2 separate regions of the Homo sapiens genome follow, and region 1 is linked to region 2. Evidence: read pairs that join two places in POLR2A ChIA-PET (ENCODE). Cell type or tissue: GM12878. All regions are shown on one strand. Links, peaks and the distances in the headings refer to the core of each region. The heading gives the core; the rest is flanking DNA. Region 1 overlaps PALLD (palladin, cytoskeletal associated protein). Region 2 overlaps PALLD (palladin, cytoskeletal associated protein).

Evidence for each region. Peaks named below come from ENCODE experiments on the same cell type or tissue, not always from the same donor. Only the 100,000 strongest peaks of a DNase experiment are listed, where the experiment ranks them.
Region 1: POLR2A ChIA-PET joins it to region 2 with 10 read pairs; 3 of 35 experiments call an interaction of 5 or more read pairs at or near these places.

What each region holds. Positions count from the first base shown.
Region 1 is chr4:168,771,028-168,782,095 of GRCh38, reverse strand. The region is part of intron 10 of PALLD (palladin, cytoskeletal associated protein); the gene reads right to left. Among named protein-coding and RNA genes, the nearest start is that of PALLD-AS1, 130 kb to the right of the region's middle. In GM12878, for the core only: no CTCF peak of the experiment used is centred there; no DNase peak of the experiment used is centred there.
Region 2 is chr4:168,678,210-168,689,277 of GRCh38, reverse strand. It overlaps PALLD (palladin, cytoskeletal associated protein), which reads right to left. Exons shown (of 22, transcript NM_001166108.2): 4 at 7,880-7,946; 5 at 6,175-6,280; 6 at 3,719-3,793. It also overlaps the pseudogene RNU6-1336P. Among named protein-coding and RNA genes, the nearest start is that of PALLD-AS1, 35 kb to the right of the region's middle. In GM12878, for the core only: no CTCF peak of the experiment used is centred there; DNase peaks (open chromatin) are centred at 3,987 and 5,987.

The sequences.
Region 1 (11,068 bases), core at 1,216-9,215, 93 kb before region 2:
GTTACCCAGATTTTCCATGCCAGTGGAGGCAAGAAGAGACATGGCTAGTAACATCAGATAATCCCTAAGCAAACCAGGCATGAATCTGGTTGGGGAAGGCAGGTAGAGACAGCATTTAGCTCTGATGGGTGCCAGGGTAGTTTGTTTTTTTTTTCTTTTATCAAAACAATGATAGGAAGAGAGGGCCTTCTCACTATGCCCAAGCAATAAGGCAAAATCAGTCAGTGGGTACATTACTTTTTCATCACATCTTTTCAATATAATGATGGCATGACTTTTAGCTTGTACTTGAACTTGTTTGGTCCAGTCTTGTTCCGGGCTTCTGTGAGCTGTGTTCTGAATTGCCTGTCTTGTCCCTCATTTCTATATTCCTCTCCTGGTATCCTACCTTGTAACCAGCCCTACTAAAGTGGTATGATCTTAATAATCCTTAAGAGTTCTGACCTACAGCCCAGCGCCTGCATCACTGTGGTCTGCTGACAGTTTTCCTCAATGCTGACAGCCTGTTCACCTCCCTCAAATCTCCAAACAGCATTTGCTCCGAGGCTTCCTGTCATCATGTCACTGCAACATGCTGTGCTGCGACAGGCTTCCCGGCCTCTGCCCCTGGCCATACACCATGTCATAGTTATCCCCTCCACCACACCAGCCATGCTGAGCAACTGTGCTCTATGTGCCAGTGCTCAAGGTGGTTCTCCAGCTGCTGGCTCCTGGTTTGCCCTTTTCCATTGCAATTAACTAGGCTCTGCCCACTTCTGACTTGAAACTGGCCAAAATGCAGGGAAGGAAGATACCCCCAAAACCTCAGTAAATCTTCTCAAACATCATCCTGTTCAACAGTCACAAACCTGGTGTATACATAGCCAAAGTCCAGTAATTCTCCTAATTTTGATTCCATGCTGGTGTTATTAAAGGCCCTGAGGATAAACTTACTACTCAAAAGTCAAATCCAACAGCTTTGTCATCACAAAAATTGAAAGAAAGAAAGCCAACAAGTATCTGTGGCTCTTTTTTTCAGGGAAGTATTCTGTTGGCATTTAAAAAAATGTTCATTTTGAATGGTTTCAAATGTCGACTCCTATCTATGGCTCTTTTGAAAACTACACATGGCCGGGTGCAGTGGCTCATGCCTGTAATTCCAGCACTTTGGGAGGCTGAAGTGGGCAGATCACCTAAGGTCAAGAGTTCAAGACCAGCCTGGCCAACATAGCGAAACCCCGTCTCTACTAAAATTACAAAAATTAGCCAGGTGTGGTGGCAGGTGCCTGCAGTCCCAGCTACTCGGGAGGCTGAGGCAGGAGAATCGCTAGAACCTGGGAGGCAGAGGCTGCAGTGAGCCGAGATTGTGCCACTGCACTCCAGCCTGGGTGACAGAGTGAGACTCTGTCTCCAAAAACAAACAACAACAACAAAAAAACCAAAACTACACATGCGGGCACATGCACATTAAATATATAATATTTGACATTACACTGCAACAGTGTCTGCCATGGCCACCCCTTTCATAACAACTGGCTACAGAAAAGGAAAAGGATGAGGCAGGATAAGAGAGAATACTGGATAATCTTGTGTGAAGAGAAAATGTTAGAGCAATTACACAGGGCACCTATAGTATGAGCAATGCAAATCTTAGTAAGAAACAGCAAAATATCTAGCCTCTCATTTTTCATAAAGCTAGGTGAGACTAAGAAAGCTGGATTAAAATCTTCAGAGAGCAATGCTGCATTAGTCAGGGACTGCATCTTATTGCCAAGGGGCAGCTGTGTGTGCCATGGGAAAAAAGGTTGGTAGGAAATAGATCTGCTCTGTGCATGCCCTGCCTAAGGGAAAAGAGGGGAAAATAGGATTTTGGCACAGAGAGTGCTAACAAAACCATATTAAGAATGTAACGTAGTGAGACCAGGTGCGGTGGCCCACGCCTATAATCCCAGCACTTTGGGAGGCCAAGGTGGGCGAATCACTTGAGGTCAGGAGTTCGAGACCAGCCTGGCTAACATGGTGAAACCCCATCTCTACCAAAAATACCAAAATTAGTCGGGCATGGTGGCACACACCTGTAATCCCAGCTACTCGGGAGGCTGAGGCAGGAGAATCGCTTGAACCCCGGTGGTGGAGGTTGCAGTGAGCTGAGATCACGCCACTGCAGTGCAACAGAGTGAGACCTTCTCTCAAAAAGAAAAAAAAAAAAAGAATGTATAGTAGATTAGAAATGAAGAAAAAGAGGCACAGCAAAAGTAAGCCCAAAGTAAAGAACAGTAGAAAGAATTTGAAGGGAAAGTGACAAAGATATTAAATGAGGAACGAATCTACTCAGAGTCAAATGATTAAATTTAGAATGTTACAGGGAATTATTTGGAGTCAAGTAATTAATTAAAAATGTTATAGCAACTTTTATATAATTGTAGTCTCCCCTAAGTGGGTAGAAAATACAAAAATATGACAGAGTATAAAGAGTTTTACCTTGTGGTGCATTAAAAGCCAAATAAGTCACAGAATCTAAAAATGTATGTTCATGACTATCTTAGAATTTATAAATTAGATGCAAGGGTGTGCACATGTGTGTGTGTATATATATGATATTTTATATATATATGATTTTTTATATATATATGATGTTCACATGAAGTTTATATGTCTAAGCTTTAAAACTACACAATATTTCATTATCAAAATAAAACATAGGAATGTTTTCTCCCCAGCATCCTTATGTTGGAGAGTTTCAAATGAACAGTTCCTGAAGAACAAAGGAGTAATTTCATGTTTCTAATACATTACAGAATGTAGAAAGAATAAGAAACAAAATTGCAAAAAGAATCTTTAATTTCCATATAGTAAGAGAAGAAGCACTGATGCTTTTTAAAGTAAAAATGTAATTAGTAATGTTGAGTAAGGAGTACATTAACAAATGTATGCCTCCTTATAGATCAACCAACATAGAATCAATAACCAGTGGGTAACTTAGGAAGTGAAGATATATTCTGATGTCTAGTTAACTGTCTTAGATCAATGAAATCATCATATAATCCCCATTTTTCATGCAGAATCATGTCACGATTTCATAAGCATCATAACATTAATGACTGAAAAATTCAATGTCAATGTATTCTTAGCAAGTGTTTAGAGCAGGACCTCTTTGGCGGAGGACGGTGGCTCATGCCTATAATCCCGAAGCACTGGAAGGCTACAGCAAGAGGACTGCTTGAGGCCAGGAGTTTGAGACCAGCCTGGGTGACATAGTGAGACTCTGCCTGTACAAAAATTAAATAAACAAATAAAAAGAGCAAGACTGCTTGGGTTCAAATGCTGGCTCTTCCCTTTACTAGTTGTGTGACCTTGGACAAGGTGCTCAGTCTCTCTGGATTCAGTTTTCTTTGTAAAATATAGATAGTAATGACAGTTTCCTTACGCAAGTAAGGCATAAATGAGCTTAAATTTTTGAGGTATTTAGCACGGTGCTTGGTACATAATCAGTACCATGTAAAGGTTTGTTATGTAAATATTTATTAAGTATCTACTATGTGCTAGACACCCTAAATCTGATCATGACCAAAGCCAGCTTTGCCCTAAAGGGATTCAGCAAGGAAATCACAGTTACGCGCCATAGTACGACACACAAGCAAAGATGCAAGCTTAAGCCTCTACTTTATTAAAATTTATATTCTAAGTCCCATACATGAGTCAAATACATTGAATATAGTGATTATACAAGGTGTTTCATCTATCTGTCTTAAACCACAAGTATTATTAACAATTTGGATCAATTCCTTAGAGATTCAGATGTTCTTCTGGAGATGATTGATTGGGTGATGCATATCTGCTCAAAAGTGTCCATCCTCCCACTGTCTCCCAGTAAGCTAGAAACAAAAAGATCCTACTAAAAACATTCTGCTTTTTCTTTTTCAAAAGTTGAGGCTGGAATATTTGAAGACTTCTCTAGAAAAAAAAATTCAGGAAAGAAAAGAGGAAGGAAAAGCTGTCCTGCCTTTGGTTCTCCTACCCCTTTTTTCCTTTTCCTTGTTCATCCTTCACTGTGCTCTCCCACAAACACAAAGTTCACAAAGTTCATCCAAGACGAAGAAAAGTGGATCCAAAACATAATCTGAGGTTGAGGTGAGTCTGGTGCCCCCTCTGGGTTCTTCAGGACTGATTATAAAATAGCCTGAGATTACTTACACTGTTGGCAGAGGCAGCTGGCTCCCTGAATTACAGTGCAGGACTGGTGATGAGACCCAAGAAGTGAGTGCTCATTAGGCAGCATTGAATGAAGGGGGTGGGGAGAGTCCCACGCATGTAAAGTGCCATTGTCTGTACCAACCTAAGGCCTGAATATGGGTTGAGGCATTGTTCTCCAAGGAAGTAAGTTACTGCTAAACGGGGCTGGGAGGAGGAAGTATTTTCTGGATATATCAGGAAGAGGGAAAAACAAAACAAAACAAACCAGTATGCTCTCAGATGAACAGCCTCTCTAGTCTAGCCTTGGTGTTCTTATCTGTTAGTTGGGTATTGTGGCCTTGGGTTGCCACAGTCCCTGCTGCTACTGATATTCTGAGTCTATGTGTAAAACCCATGGGAACATGCTGGGCTTGTTTCCTTCTTATCTCCTTGTTTTTGCTTTCCATTTTCTCTTATCATGCAGGTGTCTGATAATCACTTCCTAAACCCCGTCTCCCCCATCACATTTATCTTGGGGCAGTGATTCTATTTCAGTCTAAGGCGGCAGGAAGTCCTGTGTCAAGACTGGACAATGGAGCAATGATGGGATAAAGCAGTATTAACAGCATTCTTCCAAGCCATAACTGCAGCAGTGCTTACTGCTTCTCCTCCGTATCCCTCTTTCCCAGTTTTCACTGAGACTCACTGAGTAGGCTTAGTCTCCTGTTAGCTCTACTCAGGAAGGTTGAAAAGTCCTGTGGCCTGTCTCTCCTAGTTTTCCTAATAAACTTCAGTCAGGACCTCACCATGTAAGACTGTGGGGCGTGTGTGTGTGTGTGTATATGTGTGTGCCTCTGTGTGTGTGTATTCCCATCCTTGATTTTTCAATGACCCTCAGCCAAAGTCATACAAAATTTAAAATGGAAGAAAAGGTTGTTATTTGGTCATTAAGTAAACTGTAGCTACCGTAGCTAGAGCTTAGTGCAGAGACTAAATATAACAAGCCAGATTGGGATCCCAAATTATCAAGTGTACTGGGAATATTTAACACATAAAAAAACTAAATATGATTTCAGTAAATCAAATACAACAATAAAGGTAATTACATCATGATGAAATGGGGCTTATCTCAAGACTGTAGAGGTGGTTTAACATTTGAAAATCAACAGATATAATTTTGGAAAACTGTATGATCATCTCAATAGAGGCAGAAAAGCATTTAACAAAAATCCAACATCCTGATAAAAAATTCTAAGTGAACTAGGAATAGAAGGAAACTGCCTTAATCTAATAAAGGGCATCTCTGAAGAACCACAGCTAACATCATACTTAATAGTAAAAGGGTGCATGCTTTCTCCCTAATATAAGGAACAAGGCAAGGATCTGCTCTCACCACTTGATTCAACATTTTACTGAAGGCTTTGGCCATTGCAATATGGCAAGAAAAATAAATAGCAGGCATCTAGTTTGGAAAGGAGGAAGCAAAGCTGTCTGTATTTGCAAACAACACTATTATGTAGAAATCCAATGGAATCTATAAAAATGCTACTAGAATAAGTTTGGTAAGGTTGCAGATTATAGAATCAATAATATAGAAGTCAACTGTATTTCTACATACTAGGAATAAATAATCAGAAATGAAATTTAAGAACTCACAAGAGCATAAGAACATAAAATAGGAATAAATCTAACAAAAGATGTACAAGACCTGTTACACTGAAAACTCATAGCTGGGAGAAATTCAAGAAGACCTAAGTAAATGGAGAGATATACTTTGTTCATGAGACATGAGATGCAATGTTTTTGAGATGTCAACGTTCCTCAAATTGATCTATAAGTTCAAAATAACCTTGATTCAAATTCCCAGCAAGCTTTTTGGTAAAAATTGACAAGCTGATTCAAAAATCTATAGAGAAATGCAAAGGACCAAGAGTAGCCAAAACAACTTTCTATTTAGATTGAACAAAGGTGAGAGGCTAACATCATCTGATTTTAAGATGTACTGTAAAGCTACAGTACTCAAAACAGTACAGTGCTGGCATAAAGACAAACAGACTAATTGAACAGAATAGAGTCCAGAAACAGACTCACACATACATGGACAACCAATTTTGACAAAGTTACAAAGGCAATCTAGTGGAGGAAAAGACAGTCTTTTCAACAAATGGTGCTGGAACAATCAAATGCATATGCAAACAAATAAAAAAGAGCTTCAATTCATACCTCATATCATATAAAAAATTGACTTAAAATAGATCATAGGTCTAAACATATAACATAAACTATAATATGTGTGCCTGGAAGAAAACATAGCAGAAAATCTTTGTGAGCTTGGATTAGGCAAGAATTTCTTTAATAAGATATCAAAGCATGATACATAGAAGTTGATAAATTTGACTTCATCAAAATTAAAAACTGCTCCATCACTATGAAGGAAATTTTTAAAAAATCCACAGAGTAGGAGAAAATATTTGCAAAGCACATGTCTGATAAAGAACTTGTATCTAGAATATATAAATACTATAATAAGAAACTTGATAATAAGAAAACAAGCAATCCAATTAAACAATGGGCAACAGATTTAAGCAAACACTTCACCAAGGTAGATATACAGATGGCAAATAAACACATGAAAAGATGCTCAAATCATCAGTCATTAGGGAAGTGCAAATTAAAACCACGATGAAATTCTACTACACACCTGTTAAAGTGGCTAAAATTAAGAAAAACTAATGATACCATGTGCAGACTAGGATGTGGAGAAACTGGAACTCTCATACAATCATGGTGGAAAGGTAAAACGATATAACCATTTTGGAAAAAAGCCCAATAGTAAAAAATTGAAAATGATGTAAATATCAACAACTGAATGAATGAATAAATTGTGATATATATGCTCTATAAGCATAGATATCATATTTATGTACAAAAAATACTCTTTAGCAATAAAAAGGAATGAGGTATTATACATATAACAAGACATGGATGAATTTTAAAGTAATTCTGCTGAGTGGAAGAAATCAAACAAAAAGAGTATATACGGAAAGATTCCATTTATATAAAACCTTAGAAAATGAAGACAAATATATAGTGACAGAAAACAGATCAGCGGTTACCAGGAGGGAGCAGGTGGCAGGAGGAAGGGATTATAATGGGGTAGGAAGAAATTTTTGAGGATGATGGATGTATTTGCTATCTTTTTTTTTTTTTTTTTTTGAGATGCAGTCTTGCTCTGTTTCCCAGGCTGGAGTGCAGTGGCATGATCTCGGCTCACTGCAACCTCCACCTCCCAGGTTCACGCAATTCTCATGCCTTAGTGCCTCAAGTAGCTGGGACTACAGGTGTGCACCGCCACACTCGGCTAATTTTTGTATTTTCGGTAGAGACAGGGTTTCACCATGTTGGCCAGGCTGGTCTCAAACTCCTGACCTCCAGTGATCCGCCTGCCTTGGCCTCCCAAAGTGCTGGGATTACACGCATGAGCCACCGCACTCAGCCAGTATTTGCTATCTTAATTGTGATAATGCTTCCAAGGGCATGTACATATGTCAAAACTTATTACATTGCATACGTTAAATATGTGCTCTTTCTTATATATAGCAATTATACCTCAAAAATGTTAAAAATTATCTGCAATGAAAAAAATCCACAAGGATGTAAGTACTATAAGTTAATACAATGCTGACTTTGAAGGTGGCAGGGGCTGTGACTGGCTTGGGTCACATGGCTTCTGAGGCAAGTACAAGGAGAAAGTTCTATTTCTTTCATTCATTATATATACAAATTATATAATGAATTGTTTTACGCAGTTTTCTGAATCTGTTTTATTTTACACAGGATATATATATTTTTTTTAATCGCAAAAAAAAAAAAAGAGAGAGAAAACAGTGGCTTGAGAGGAGGGGACACATAAAATGTGACTCAGCTTATGATAGGCACATTTCCAACTCTTATTCCCAGGGCTATACAATACGGAGGAAAAGGAAACTGAAATAATACATGGTTAAATTGAAAATGAAGTTAAATAGACTTGTTAAATGGCTGGAGCATTTAATGAACATTTCCTCAGTGTTGGAGGGGAAGCTAACTAAATGCTATCTGAAGTTGGGTGTGTACCCGTGACCTTTCGGATTTGAGGGAGAGAACAGGCGGCGAGGTGGGTGGGGAGGCCGGGTGGGGCTCAGCAGATGCCATTGTCGCCAAGGAACAGACATTAATAAGAAAAGGCAAGTGACGAAAAATCAGCAGGTCTTGGCATATCCTAGATGAAATTCACAGCGGGGCAGTACACGATGATGGCTGAGTGCAGAGGCTCTGGAGCTGGGGTTATATTTTTATTCTACCACTTAGACCAGTAACTTGTCTGTTGTCTGCCTCACTTTTCTCACCTGTGAAGTGGTGGCAGTGATGAAAATGCTGAGAGAGCTGTGAGATCACACCTGAACAGCACTTAGCAATCAGGCCTGACACTCAGTGGGTTATTTTTATCCCTGAATTTCTAAACTTATAAACTTTAAATCTTCATGATTAAATAAAGGAGCATGGTTTTAAAAAGACCTGCTTGTAGTCCAGACTATTTCTAGGGCTTGCCACGAAGAAAACCTGGTGGAAGCTCCTGCCGGAAATCTGTTCAGAGTGTGTTTCCATTTTGGACTTCTTCAGACACCAGGATTTTGATAGATAAGGGCAGGCTCGGGGGTTCAGATCACACATGGCTTTACAGTTATTCACTTTAAGACAACAATTTAATTTCACTGTTATTGTTATATTCTAAACAATATAATTTCAAACAGGTACCTGGAGTCCAAAAAATACTAATTTTACTTGTTACTATCATGTTCTAAAATCCTCTCCTACTCTAAACTCTTGAGAGAATGTCATAGGCGGAAAGAGACAAGCCAGCATGGAGCCATCAGAGATGCCTCATTTTGAAACAATGACTGTTAAGGAATAATGTAAACCCATTAAACGTCCAGCCAGTGACCCACTCCATGCCCAAGAGAGCAAGCATGAGCAGCCGTCTTTCTGAAGAGGCTCACCATCCTTCCCTCTTTCCCTCTTTCTCTTTTCATTCCTCGCTCACTCCTTCCTTCCCTTTCTTTTTTCTTCCTTTCTTTTTTTGGCATGGGACTTACTGATCTTTGCAGTAATACTTTTATTCATTCATTCAGTATATTTATTGAGCACCCACTAGTGCTGAGCCCTGGAAATACAGAGATGAATGGGATGCGTGTTTTTTTGCTTTCAAGAAGCTGGCCTCCACTACAGTGTCAGGCACATTTATGCAAAGAGGGCACATACACGTAATACAGAATACAATTGGAACTGTGTACCTCTATCATTCACAGAATATAGAAACCCTCTATTTATAAGCTTTCAACTTAAAAGCTTCTATGGACAAGACCAAAGCTCAGCTCCAAAACTCACTGGCATGGCACTGGTTGCTGTGGTCATTTAAGTTTTGGGCATCATCACTCTGGGGCTGTTTGTGCTTTTTTTGAGGAGGTTTAGTACTTATCAGTTCCATTTTGCAAAGTGAGAGACTTGCAAATACATGTAAGGGGAGGTGTACAATGAAGATGAAAATAAGAGCAGAGATAACATGAACATTGAAAGGGTGAAAGAACAAGTGCCGTTTGTATGGAATAACTTTGGCACTGACTTGGCTTTGGTGCATTGTGTTAGGAGCCTAGATCCTGAAGGCCAACAGCCTGTGTTCAAGTCCTAGCTGTCACTTGCTCCCTCTAGTCGTTTTAAGAAAGTTATTGCACCTCTGGTCTCTGTTTCCTTACCTGTAAAATGGGAATAAAAATAGTCCTATTTCGCAAGGCTGTTGTGAGTGTTGAATGCTAGGCACATACTAAGTATTATTAACCCTACTCAGTAGAAAAGGTTCTGTGTGTTAACCAACCATAAATGGATAGAGTATACCTGTGCTGATGTTTTTGCTATCAGAAAAATGGTTAATTATTAATAGAAAACAAGTTTCTATTTACAAAAATATATACTACCCCTCTTATCTCCTAAATACTCTTTCTGGGGTTCTCTCTTGATTAGCAAGCTGAGTGACAACGACATGCCGCTGCTGCCCTCCCTAGAATCCAGGGAAGGGGGACTTATACCTGGATTGTGGACAAATGAAACTTTCAAACATCCAGGGTCCCCAAAGCTACAACCAAGGGGTGCTGGCAGAGGGAAGGAGAGTCGCCTTGAGGGAATCAGGTGGTAAAGAGCTGGGTGTGTTTGGGGGGTGATGGCTGAGACCAAGTGTAGACAAGCCCTCTATGGTGTGGGCACCCAGAGTTAGAAACAATTCCACTTCCAGCAGGGGGACCACATCACACTGATGCCCTGCTTAAGTGAAGGTCAATGCCCAGACTGGCAATCTCTGGGGAATGAGGTGACATTTTTGTGGGTGTGAATGTATGGGTGCCTGCCTTCTATGCCTCCGGGAAGGGACATTATTGAGCAACAATTGGATAAGCAGGACCACACCAGAGCAAGGCTTGTTGCAGCCCGTTCCTGAATGTCTCTTCCAGGCTCTCAACAACTGTGCATTTTTGAAGTTGAGGCAAAGACATTATACATGTGTTCATGTTCTAATTCTGTCTTTAAGGTATAATATTTAATATGTCATGCTTTGAATATTAGGCTTGCATAACTCTGCAGTAGGGGGTATTCACACACTTTTGTTTTTATTATATTTTACATACTTAAATCTAAGGATTCATACAAATTCATGCCAAAGGGATATGATAATCATGTATTTCAAAAGCAATAAAATGTGTATTTTGAGATAAGAACATTGAGACCTTTGGAGGAACATGTATTTGCATTATGGGTTTCAGAAACTAAGGTTTTTTTTTTGTTTTTTTTTTTTTGAGATGGAGTCTTGCTCTGTTGCCCACCCAGGTTG
Region 2 (11,068 bases), core at 1,102-9,101:
AATAAATGATGTCCTGGAAAAAACCAATTCTGTAACCAATGTCCTGCAGTAAGTGTGCTAAAACCCTGAGGGAATTCTAAAACCTATGACATTGGCAGAAGAACTATAAAAGTCTAATGTGAAGTCTGAGAAGACATTTGATAGACATTTTGGTAGTTAACTAGAATGTCTTTAAGTGACAAGGTTTAGATGATCAACTATTTCTGATTGCGTTCTTTCTTCTTCCGTATTTTTAAATGGAGAAAATCTCTGGTTTTAAATCATATTTTTCTTCCTTTGTGACTGGGTCCATAGAATAGCTAATTTATTAGATCAAAACAGGGTAAGTGTCACTTATGGGGTCCAGCTTCTACGGATTAACCTATTAAATGTCTCTAGGCTTGTCCAGGAAGCTGTTCAGGATAGACTACAAATGGCACCAAAATATTTTTCATGCTTCAGCTTTGAGGCACCAAAAGAGACTTTGATTTATTCCTAAGATTATGCATTTTTTTTTTTCAGTGTCGGAAAGTCAAAGATGTAGGAAATGGGTAGATGCCAAGTAACTTAATCAGTCAAAGCTCCACAGTTATTCCAGGATTGCCATTTGGATCCTCCTGGAGCTAACATTTTTATCTTGGCAAAAGCCATGGCTAAACATAGTAAGCCATTAGGAGAACCTTCGGGAACATAACAAGGAGCCCCAAAGGAGACTGAAAGTCAACCTTTACAGGATGCACCTGGCAACCTGGATCATCTACTTTGTGTAGGATCTGGGGGCCCTGGGGGTTTCAGGATCCTTACAAGGACCCCTCTGGCCATACCATCAAGTCCACCTGACATTGTGATTCTTTGGAGGGGTCTATTTGGGAAGAAATGTCACATGTACGTCCATGCTACCCACAGTCCTGTGGTCCACCAGTCTGCCAGGTGGCCTGCAGGCAGGAGCACTGGCTCTGCCTCTGACCAGCTGTGAGACCTAGGAATCTCTTCCAGAGTAGCATGAGAAAACAGATGGAGGTAACCCTTGGACTATGAAAGCCAGCCCACCTGCCATTCACTGTCATCATCATGCCTAAGAGAAAGCCCAGTGAAGGTGCTATGAGTGACAAAGTAAAGGCTAGTTTGAGTTACAGAGGAGATCAGCAGGATTATTTTCTAAACCTACCCCTCCAAAACCAGAGACCAGGCCTAAGAAGGACCCTGCAAATCAGAGACAGAAGCTGCCTAAAGTGAGAAAGGGAAAAGCAGATGCATCAAGGAAGGGAACAGCCCTGCAGAAGAGAGATGTTCCATGGTCCAGACACAGAAAGTGGAAGGCTGGAGAAGTGGCTCTGAGCTTCCAGTGGCTCTGAGCTTCTAGTGGCTCTGAGCTTTCAGTGGCTCTGAGCTTCCAGTGAATTGACAGTTTGAGAGTTCTTAAAAATCAACCTATATAAAGAACAGAGTTTTGGTTTACTTCTCTTTAAAGCTGTGCTGTTAGCACAAAGAATGCTTCATGGTTATCTTTTGGGGAAGGGGGAAAGACCACTAATAGAAAGTCTATGTTGCGGGAGCTGGATTGCAAGGGAGGAAACAGGATTTTGTACTTAGTATTTGAGAGTTCCTCTTGGTGCCCAGGAGGAATTCCATAATATCTACACATGCCAGACCCATGCAGGAAAGCCCGGTAGTGAAAGAAAGCAAATCTTTGCTTCCTCTTTTCCTTCCCTTGTGCCACCAGCATGGACTTTATTTGTTTAAACCAAGAGGCGTGTTGGGCCCTGGCACCCCCAAATCAACTGTGTCTTGGATACCAATACATTGGACAACACACCCTTTCTGGTGATGACCTTGGGAAGCTGCTTGTGCAAAACTCTTAAACTACATCCTAAATGTGGAGTGTCCACCCCTCTGTAAACATTTTCTGTTCTAAACATCAAAGGAAGACTTCATTGGTTATCAGATTGACATGGTTTTAGGCAGGGTTTTACATAACTTCTTTTTTAGTAGTCTAGCTAGGAGGGTAGTTTCCAAGTTGTTACCACCTGTTATCATTTGTTGCCTGTGCCCAACTGGAAATACTATAACTGCTTATGAAAAGATATTTTATAAAGCTTGGATTCAACCAGCTGAAGGGAAAAAAAATCACTCCTTCTATGGAGATTACAAAAATGCTTTTCTTTACTGCCTCACAAAAGTTTTATAGATTTGCTTTCACATTTGTCTTTAGTTTACTAGGAATTGTTTGTCGTGAAAAGTATGAGGTAGGAGTCCAACTGGATACTTTTTCACCTCTGCTGAAGAATTCATTCTTTCTCCAGCAATTTGCAAGTTTCTGTAGGTATTCAGAAACTTTGTGGGCTCTACTCCGATTACACATCAATTTCTCTAGCCTTGTACCAGTACCATACTGTCCTAATTACTATACCTTTAAAACGTCTTGCTATCTTATAGGACAAATCCCACTCCTTCCTAACACTACCTTATTTTCCTTCCTCAGGTGTATCCTGGCTATTCTTAGCCACTTTTTTCCTCCACACAACTTTTTGAATCAGGTTGCTAAATTCCATATCAAACAAACAATTAAAAACCAGGAACCTGTGCTTGCTTTGGCAGCTCATATATACTAAGATCGAGATGATACAGAGAAGATTAGCATGACCTCTGCACAAGGATGACATGCAAATTCGTGAAGCGTTCCATATTTTTAAATGTGGCTCATATACACTATGGAATACTATGCAGGCATAAAAAAGAATGAATTCATGTCCTTTGCAGGGACATGGATGAAGCTGGAAACCATCATTCTCAGCAAACTAACACAGGAACAGAAAACCAAACACTGAATGTTCTTACTTATAAGTGGGAGTTGAACAATGAGAACACATGGACACCGGGAGGGGAACATCACACACCTGGGGCCTGTCGGGAGGTGGGGGACAAGGGGAGGGATAGCATTAGGACAAATACCTAATGCATGCAGGGCTTAAAACCTAGATGACGGGTTGATAGGTGCAGCAAACCACCATGGCACGTGTATACCTACATAACAAACCAGCACATTCTGCACGTGTATCCCAGAATTTAAAGTAAAAAAAACAAACCAAACCAAAACAAAAAAACCCAGGAAGCTGCTAGAATTTTAGCCAGATTACATTAAATACAGATTAATCAGGGAGTCATGGCTTTATACGGTCTATTAGTCTGCAAGCATGTCATATGTCTCCATTTATTTGGGCCTTTTAAAATGTCTTTTAATAAAGTTTTATAATTTTCTCTAAAAAAAAGGAAGGAAAAAGGAAAAAGAAAGAGAAGAAATGCTATATGGAAGCATTTCTGACTTGAGAGGCTGACCAATGAAATGGATGTCATTCAGCCTGGCAATGCAAATTCCGGACTCAGGACAAATGGAAAATTAGTCAGTTTTTCTGAATTTCTATAAAACTTGCTAGATCTCCTAAGCAATTTCCTACACAGCAGGTTTTTTTTTTTTTTTTTTTTTTTTTCTATCTGTCTTGGCTTTCCCACTAGATTTTAGGCTCTATCAAGTTCCTGCTCACATCTCTCAGAACCCATCACAAGATTACAGTCACACGGCAGTCGTTCAACAAATATCTATTTAGTCCCAAAGGTAACCATGGTAATCAGCCTACTAATCTGTTCCTTTTAATTTTTAAAGATTGCTACACGAAGCCACATGTAAATGAAATTTAAGGACCAAAGCAAACACAGAGAATGAGACTTCCAGATGTCAGACCTTTGTAAAAACAGGAGGAAAGTAGGCAGTAGTGGTTCCATCAGGTCGGCAGAGATATGAAGTTGGACTGTGAACCTGCAAAAGCAGAGACATATGGATCAAATTCTAAATATATAAATTGCCTAAAAGATGGGCTGAAGAAACCTTTCATTATGGGGATCACCCACTTGAAGGAAATGAGTGAATGAAAGTACCACCATACATCATTTTGCTCGTCTGCTCTTACAGTACAGACATTGTTCCACTTCCTCATTTCACATCTGTTACTCTTCTCTGTTCAAAAGGATATTCAAGGTAAAAGTTCCCTGGGTCCTTGGGGATCCACGAGCTTTTAAATGCTATTACCAAATGGATTTCTGTGTGTGGGACTTCCACATGCGTCTTTTTTAAAGTTCTCGTAGACAATGTATTTTATTTTTAAATACAGTTTGGATTCAATGCATAAAAGCCATTGGCTATTGGCACTGGAGGGTAAATTATCAAACATCTACCTATCTTATTTAACTTGTACTCTTTTTTGATATAGGGATTATGGGAAAGGAGAGAAAAGAATTTTTTTTTATTGACGTGCAAAAAAGAAACGTGCTAAAATACCTATTCAATGACATTCATCTCTGGAGAAATATAAGGATTTCAGAGTAGTGAATGGAAAATATTTCTTTGTGTACTATCACTTATTTTTAAATGATCTGGATTTATTCACTTATGTAAGTGGTTGTTAGCTTCTTAACCCAAGATGATGGTGATCTGGTATCGTGTGTCTAAATATGCCACAGGACATCATGAAGAATTGTGGCAGAGCGGTAGAGATGCTAGGATGCTAATGGAGTTTATTCATTAACCCTGGAAGACTTTACTGGCCTGTGATTCAAGAGGTCTGGGTTTCACTTTTCACTGTCTTTTTATGTCCCAAGAATATGTGAACACTCTTATAGTATTAATATTTACTCTATGCCAGGGACTGTTCCAAGTGTCATATGAAGATTAACTCACTGGATCTTCAGGACAAACTTATGAGATACATAGTGTTATCATCTTCATTTTACAGATGAAGAAACTCGGCTTGAAGGGTTACATTTTATTTGCTTAAGGTCCCTCCGTTAGGAAGTGATAGAACTGGGATTCAAACCCAGGGAGTCTGGTTCCAGAGCATTACTTGATGTCACATTGCCTGCAATAATAAAGCGATGGAGTTTCTCTGGGTGCTTCATTCTCCCAACTATAAACATGGGGTAAATTACCTTCCATTCCATGTCTTTGTAGAATTTAATCCATTTAAAAATTCACTCTTTACATTATTATGGTATTTACATATCTAGATGTGTGTGTATCTCTCTATTTCCTAGGCTTCTGTCTTACATCTAAATACATTCTGTCACATTCACCCCATTTGGGAATGGGGTGGGTGACATTTTTTCCTGTCATGAAATGCCTAGCACCGTACTAAGCACTCAATAAATATTTATCAATATTTAAACATCAAATACCAAAAAATGCCCACTGATTTAATCAAATATTTCTATAAATTCCACTCTGATTAAGGGGTTTAAAGGAAATATGTACTATATATGCCATCTCTGAGTAACTGATACTTGTTGATTCAAGTTTATGGACCCAAATGTCTTCTCTCTACTGTTTGTATTTTCCACATATCGATAGCACCTATTGGCCTCTATAGTGGCTGAAACACCCCTGAGCATTCAATAGGTAATAAAGGCTGAGGGAGGACATGGTGATACTTATAAGACATACTCATTACTTAGGAATGAGTTTACATTTCCAGACTGTGGGGGAAAACCTTTCTGTGAGTGTTGTCTTTGAACATATTCATTAAACCATGATTTAGAGACATCCAGATGTAATGGTTTTCTACTTTTTTTTTTAAAAGAAGTTCATATTGTTTGTGTTTGCAAAGTAAATTCATTACAACTACTTTCCAGTAGTTTATATTATTGTTCTTTCATGGCTATAGCAGTCTTACAATAAAATAAAAGCAAGATCAAAAAGCATGGTGAAGTCAAGGAATTTGAGTTGTTTTTTCTTATTTGTTTAGCTTTTAGGAGTGGGAAAGCTTTTTGTTGGTATGCAGACTTGTCTTTTAATTTGTAATGAGCTAATAAATTTGGCTATATGAAAGAGCATACACATGTGAGGGAATAATCAAATAGTTACAGCTAAAACAGACACCAGTTTATCAGATTATTAGCTGTTAGAGAAAGAAGTTCCCAATGGAAATGCAAATGTTGACTAATTGGCAGTGTGGTTTTGGTTAAAGGTTGTTTTTAGTGAACTGAAAGGAGAAACATTACCTACAATTTTCTTTGCTCTGAATTTTGTGTCCACTTAGAAAATATTTCAAGGGAGTATACTAGTTAGAATCAAAGTCATATTCTTAAAATCCACAAGTTTGCTGATGAGTTCGACCCCTTATGGGCTCTGGCTCAAAGCATACTTACCTGTTGCACAGGGACAGACAGTGGTTGAATCACAGCTGTGGTCACCCCTGTCTTTGGAGATGATGATCCTATTGTCAAGGAAACAGAAGTTGTTTTCTTTTGAGCTCTGGAAAATAGGAAGGTGAGTGTTTAGTCAGAATATTTTTTGTTTTCGTTTTTTTGTTTTTTTTTTTTAGCAGAAATAATTCCTTGAAACGTTTCAACAGAAAAGCTGGGTTTCTTTTTGTATACGCAATCCGCTTCAACTGTAATTGCTTCCACAATGGGAATGCATAACCTACAGCTAGAATAGCTGTGGTCAGTATATACATGTACCTTATAGAATGTACCTTATAGACATTAAGCAAAATCAAAACATGAGTAAAAGAAAAGTAGCTAGATGTAACTGAGACGCTGTTGAAGATGCTAACGTATTAAACTTGAAAATCCTAAGAGAAAATATTTGGAAAAAATCCAATCTTTATTGATAAGCAGAGATTTGAAATGTTTAGGGTTAGGGTCCTATATTTAACTCAAAGTTTTGGTTGTCTATTTTAAGTCTAACAGCTGTTCTTTTTTCTGGTTTCTAATTTTGTTGTCGGTATCTTGGAATTTTTGTGTTTTCTTAGTGCATATAAGTTAGTGAGATATTTAGAGAAGATTAAGAAGAGTTGATTTCTAGGCCCAGCTTTGTCAAGTAGCTGGCTGTGAAATCTGAAGCAAGCCATGTAACTTCACTAAACTTGAGCTCCTTATAAAAACCAGGGGTGGTAAAATAACCTTAGAAGATCCTTTAAGCATCACTGATTATTTGATGCTGAATGGATATAATTTTTATGTACATACTAGCAGATAAAAGAAATTTATTAGAACAGACTCAATATTTATGGACTTTTCCATAATAGGAATTTCTGGTAGATTTTATTTTTGCCAAATAATTAAGATATTAACATTTTAATAATTGGTATGTCTTTGTAGGAATAACTAAGTTTTGTGAATTTCGGGTACAAGATCTAAATAAATATAGATCGTATCCAAAGGAGAACCTACTTCTGGCCTAATTAGATATTTTCCAACTTGCATAAATAAATTGGTCCTCACATTTTAGTAATGATTTAATTGATTTTCTCTTAATGTGACTTCTCTTTCCATACATTTATAATAAATTAGATGGCTGTCTTTGAAACTAACATTGCATATGGTAAAATTCTGGCATATCAATGATGAAATGCAGACTTCAAAGTTCAAATTTACAAGTTAAAAATTGTGTTCGGGCTGGACATGTTGGCTCATGCCTATAATCCCTCCCAACAATTTGGGAAGCTGAGGCAGGAGGATCGCTTGAGTCCAAGAGTTCCAGATGAGCCTGGACAACACAGTGAGACCCCATCTCTACCAAAAAATAAAAAAAGATTAGCCAGGTGTGGTGGTGTATGCCTATAATCCCAGCTACTTGGGAGGCTAAAGTAGGAGGACCACTTGAGCCTGGGAGGTCAAGGCTTCAGTGAGCCATGTCGCACCACCGTACTTCAACCTGGGTGACAGAGTGAGACCCTGTCTCAAAAAAAAAAAAAAAAAAAAAAATTGTGTTCCAACCTCAGTATTTGATCTCTGATTAACATCAGTTGACTTTTTTCTTCAAAGCACAGCAAACATGGTTTCATACCCCAACCATTCTGTTGCCATTCTTTGTTTCCACATAATCGATGGAATTGTAGGCACTTACTGTGGCATAGCTCCAGCTCTTGATTTGAAAGCTAAACTTTCACTGTCAGAATCTGTTGAACTGGCACCTGGGAAAGTATTAAAGATAATGGTAAAGTTAAGATATCAGTGTTATCTATAATAATTGCAAAGAATTATATTTCCCTTAAATAAAATAACATACAAAGTCTTTTTGACCGAAACACACAATAAAATAGAGTGATTCAGGCTCAGACAATTTTTTATTTGTACTGTTTCTTCAGAAACTCATTTTTAAAAAGTACTACTATAAATAGCTTTCTTCAAAGCAATATACTTTTAATGACAGATTTATTATTAATTTCATTTTTATCACTGTGGTCATCACAACCGTACTTTTAAATGGCTATAAACTATGAAATAAAGATGTGTGTGTGTTTGTGTGAAGAATACCCACGCTTTTAAACTGTAACCTTCTCCAGAGATTGCAGGGTAAGGACTGATGCTTTCTGGCTCCTGGGTAAAACTGAGTATGACAGTGGTTCTGTTCTTGAATAAGAGGGCCTTTGATTTTGGATCATGCCTTCCCAAATTCACTTGCATTATTACTGTTCTTAAATAAAGGGTCAACTTACCAGATTTTTAGTCAAAAGGTAAACTGCAGTCAGATTTTGATGTTTACATATTTCATGTCAAGAGATTTTAGGTGACAGACTTAAAAAATTGCAATGGTTCAAAGTATATTCTTAATGTTTCCAAGATACATTTAACTTGGGTCACTTATATTCTTTTATATAATAATACATGCTTATAGGAAAATAACCATATAGCACAGAATTGTGCAGCCTAATAGTAAAGATCAGTGGGTACCTTCCTAAATGCCATTCCCAAATACCACATTAAGTCTGATGTGTATTGTTCCAGATAAGTGTTTTTTTTTTTTTTTTTTTTTTTTTTTTTGAGACGGAATCTTGCTCTGTCACCCAGGCTGGAGTGCAGTGGCGCAATCTTGGCTCACTGCAACCTCTGCCTCCTGGGTTCAAGTGATTCTCCTGCCTTCTGAGTGGCTGGGATTACAGGCATGTGCCACCTCGCCCTGCTAATTTTTGTATTTTTTTTTTTTTTTAGCAGAGATGGGGTTTCACCATGTTGGCCAGGCTGGTCTCGAACTCCTGACCTCAAGTGATCTGCCCACCTCGGCCTCCCAAAGTGCTGGGATTACAGGCGTGAGCCACCGCACATGGCCTGGATAAGTTTAATACAGCATATCAACATATTTACATTTATGTACATATTTATACAAATGGATTCACATGGCATGTTCACTTGGCATTTGGCTACTTTTGCCTATCAGTAGATTTAGAATACATACGTTCACTGCATTCTCTTGGATAGCTGCCTGGTATTCCTTCCAGTGACTCTACTGTGATATGTTTTCCAGTCTTTTATTGACATTGAAAACAGTCATGTTTAGGTAACTCTGCTGGAATGTTTGCTGTCCCTTCCTATTTATTTCTGTGTCTACCATCCAGTGTAGGCTTTCTTTGCCTGGGGCCTGGACTACCACAATCCATTCTTGTCTTCCCATCTCCTCCTTCTCAAATTCATCGTTGCCCTCCCTGTGTCGGCTAGATTTTCCTAGAGCACACTTTCCCTGTTAAAAATGAGATGATTAGAATCTCTACTCAGTAAAATAAAAAACCCCAAATTTGTCATTTAATGGCCCTCATGATTTCCAACTTCATTTTCTACCTCTATCTGCCAGAACTTCTTGGACTTCCAAGTCATGTAACCTTAAGTCAGAGAGCTGAGTTCACCTGCACATCTAATGGTGTGCACTCCATAAGTAAGGGGGATACGCAGTGAAGAGGACACACACACACACCCCACCACACACTCCCCACACACCATATCCATACATACCCCACCACACACAAACACACACACCCCACCACACACCACACCCCCCCACACACGTCCATACTCACCCCACCACACACACACCCCACACATCCATACCCTACCACACGCACACACCCCACAGCACACCACACACACACACACACCCACACACATCCATACTCACCCCACCACACACCCACCACACACATATACCCCCCACCGCACACCACACACACACCCCCCACACACATCCATACTCACCCCACCACACACACCCCACCACACACCACACACACACCCCACACACACCACACACACACACCCCACACACATCCATACTCACCCCACCACACACACACCCCACCACACACCATGCACACACACCCCCCACACACCACATCCATACTCACCCCACCACACACACACACACACCCACCATAAACACCCCAAACACATCCATACTCACCCCACCACACACGCACCTACACACACCCACACCACACACACACACCACACACTATACCCATGCTACACATACCCACACCACGCACACACCGTACCCACACCACACACATCACACCCACACACACACCACACACACCCTGCCACACCCACTGCACATACACACACCACACATACACACCTCACCACACCACCACACACACGCCACACCCACACGACACACCACACACACCACACACGCACACCATACCCCCCCACACACCATACCCACATCCACTACGTACACCACACACACACACACACATACCCCTCTGATCTTGTGAGGACACAGAAGAGAAATAAGTACATGATACGGTGGTGAGTGAAGCAGGAAAGTCATCAAGCAGGGGAGGGGCACGGGCTGTGATGGGACTTCCCGGGGGGCTGCAATTTTAAGGATGGTGGCAAGGAAGCCTCCCCTAGGACACAGAGAAAGTGGGGACTCTCTCTCCCTGCTTGTTTTCCATGCCTGTACCTTAGTCATAGTTTTCACTCCTTAGGAAACTCCTATCCATCTTTTCTTGATACGCTATCTTCCACGGTCAGCCCAGGCACTATTCTGTGCTCTTTCTCTGAACTCCCAGCGTTCTTGTTTACAGCACTCACGTCACCTAGAATATCATGCCTGCTAGAAAATGATGAGTTCCCTGAGGATGGACGCTGGGTTAGAAAGGGAACTACCAATTTTTGCATATGTCCTATGTGCCCGGCGTCTGCTGGGCACTTTACCTCATTTAATCATCATCATAATGAACCTCACTAAGAAGTGAATTATGTCCAATTTATAGACAAGGACACCAAGGAACCAAGAGGTGAAGTAATTGAAGGT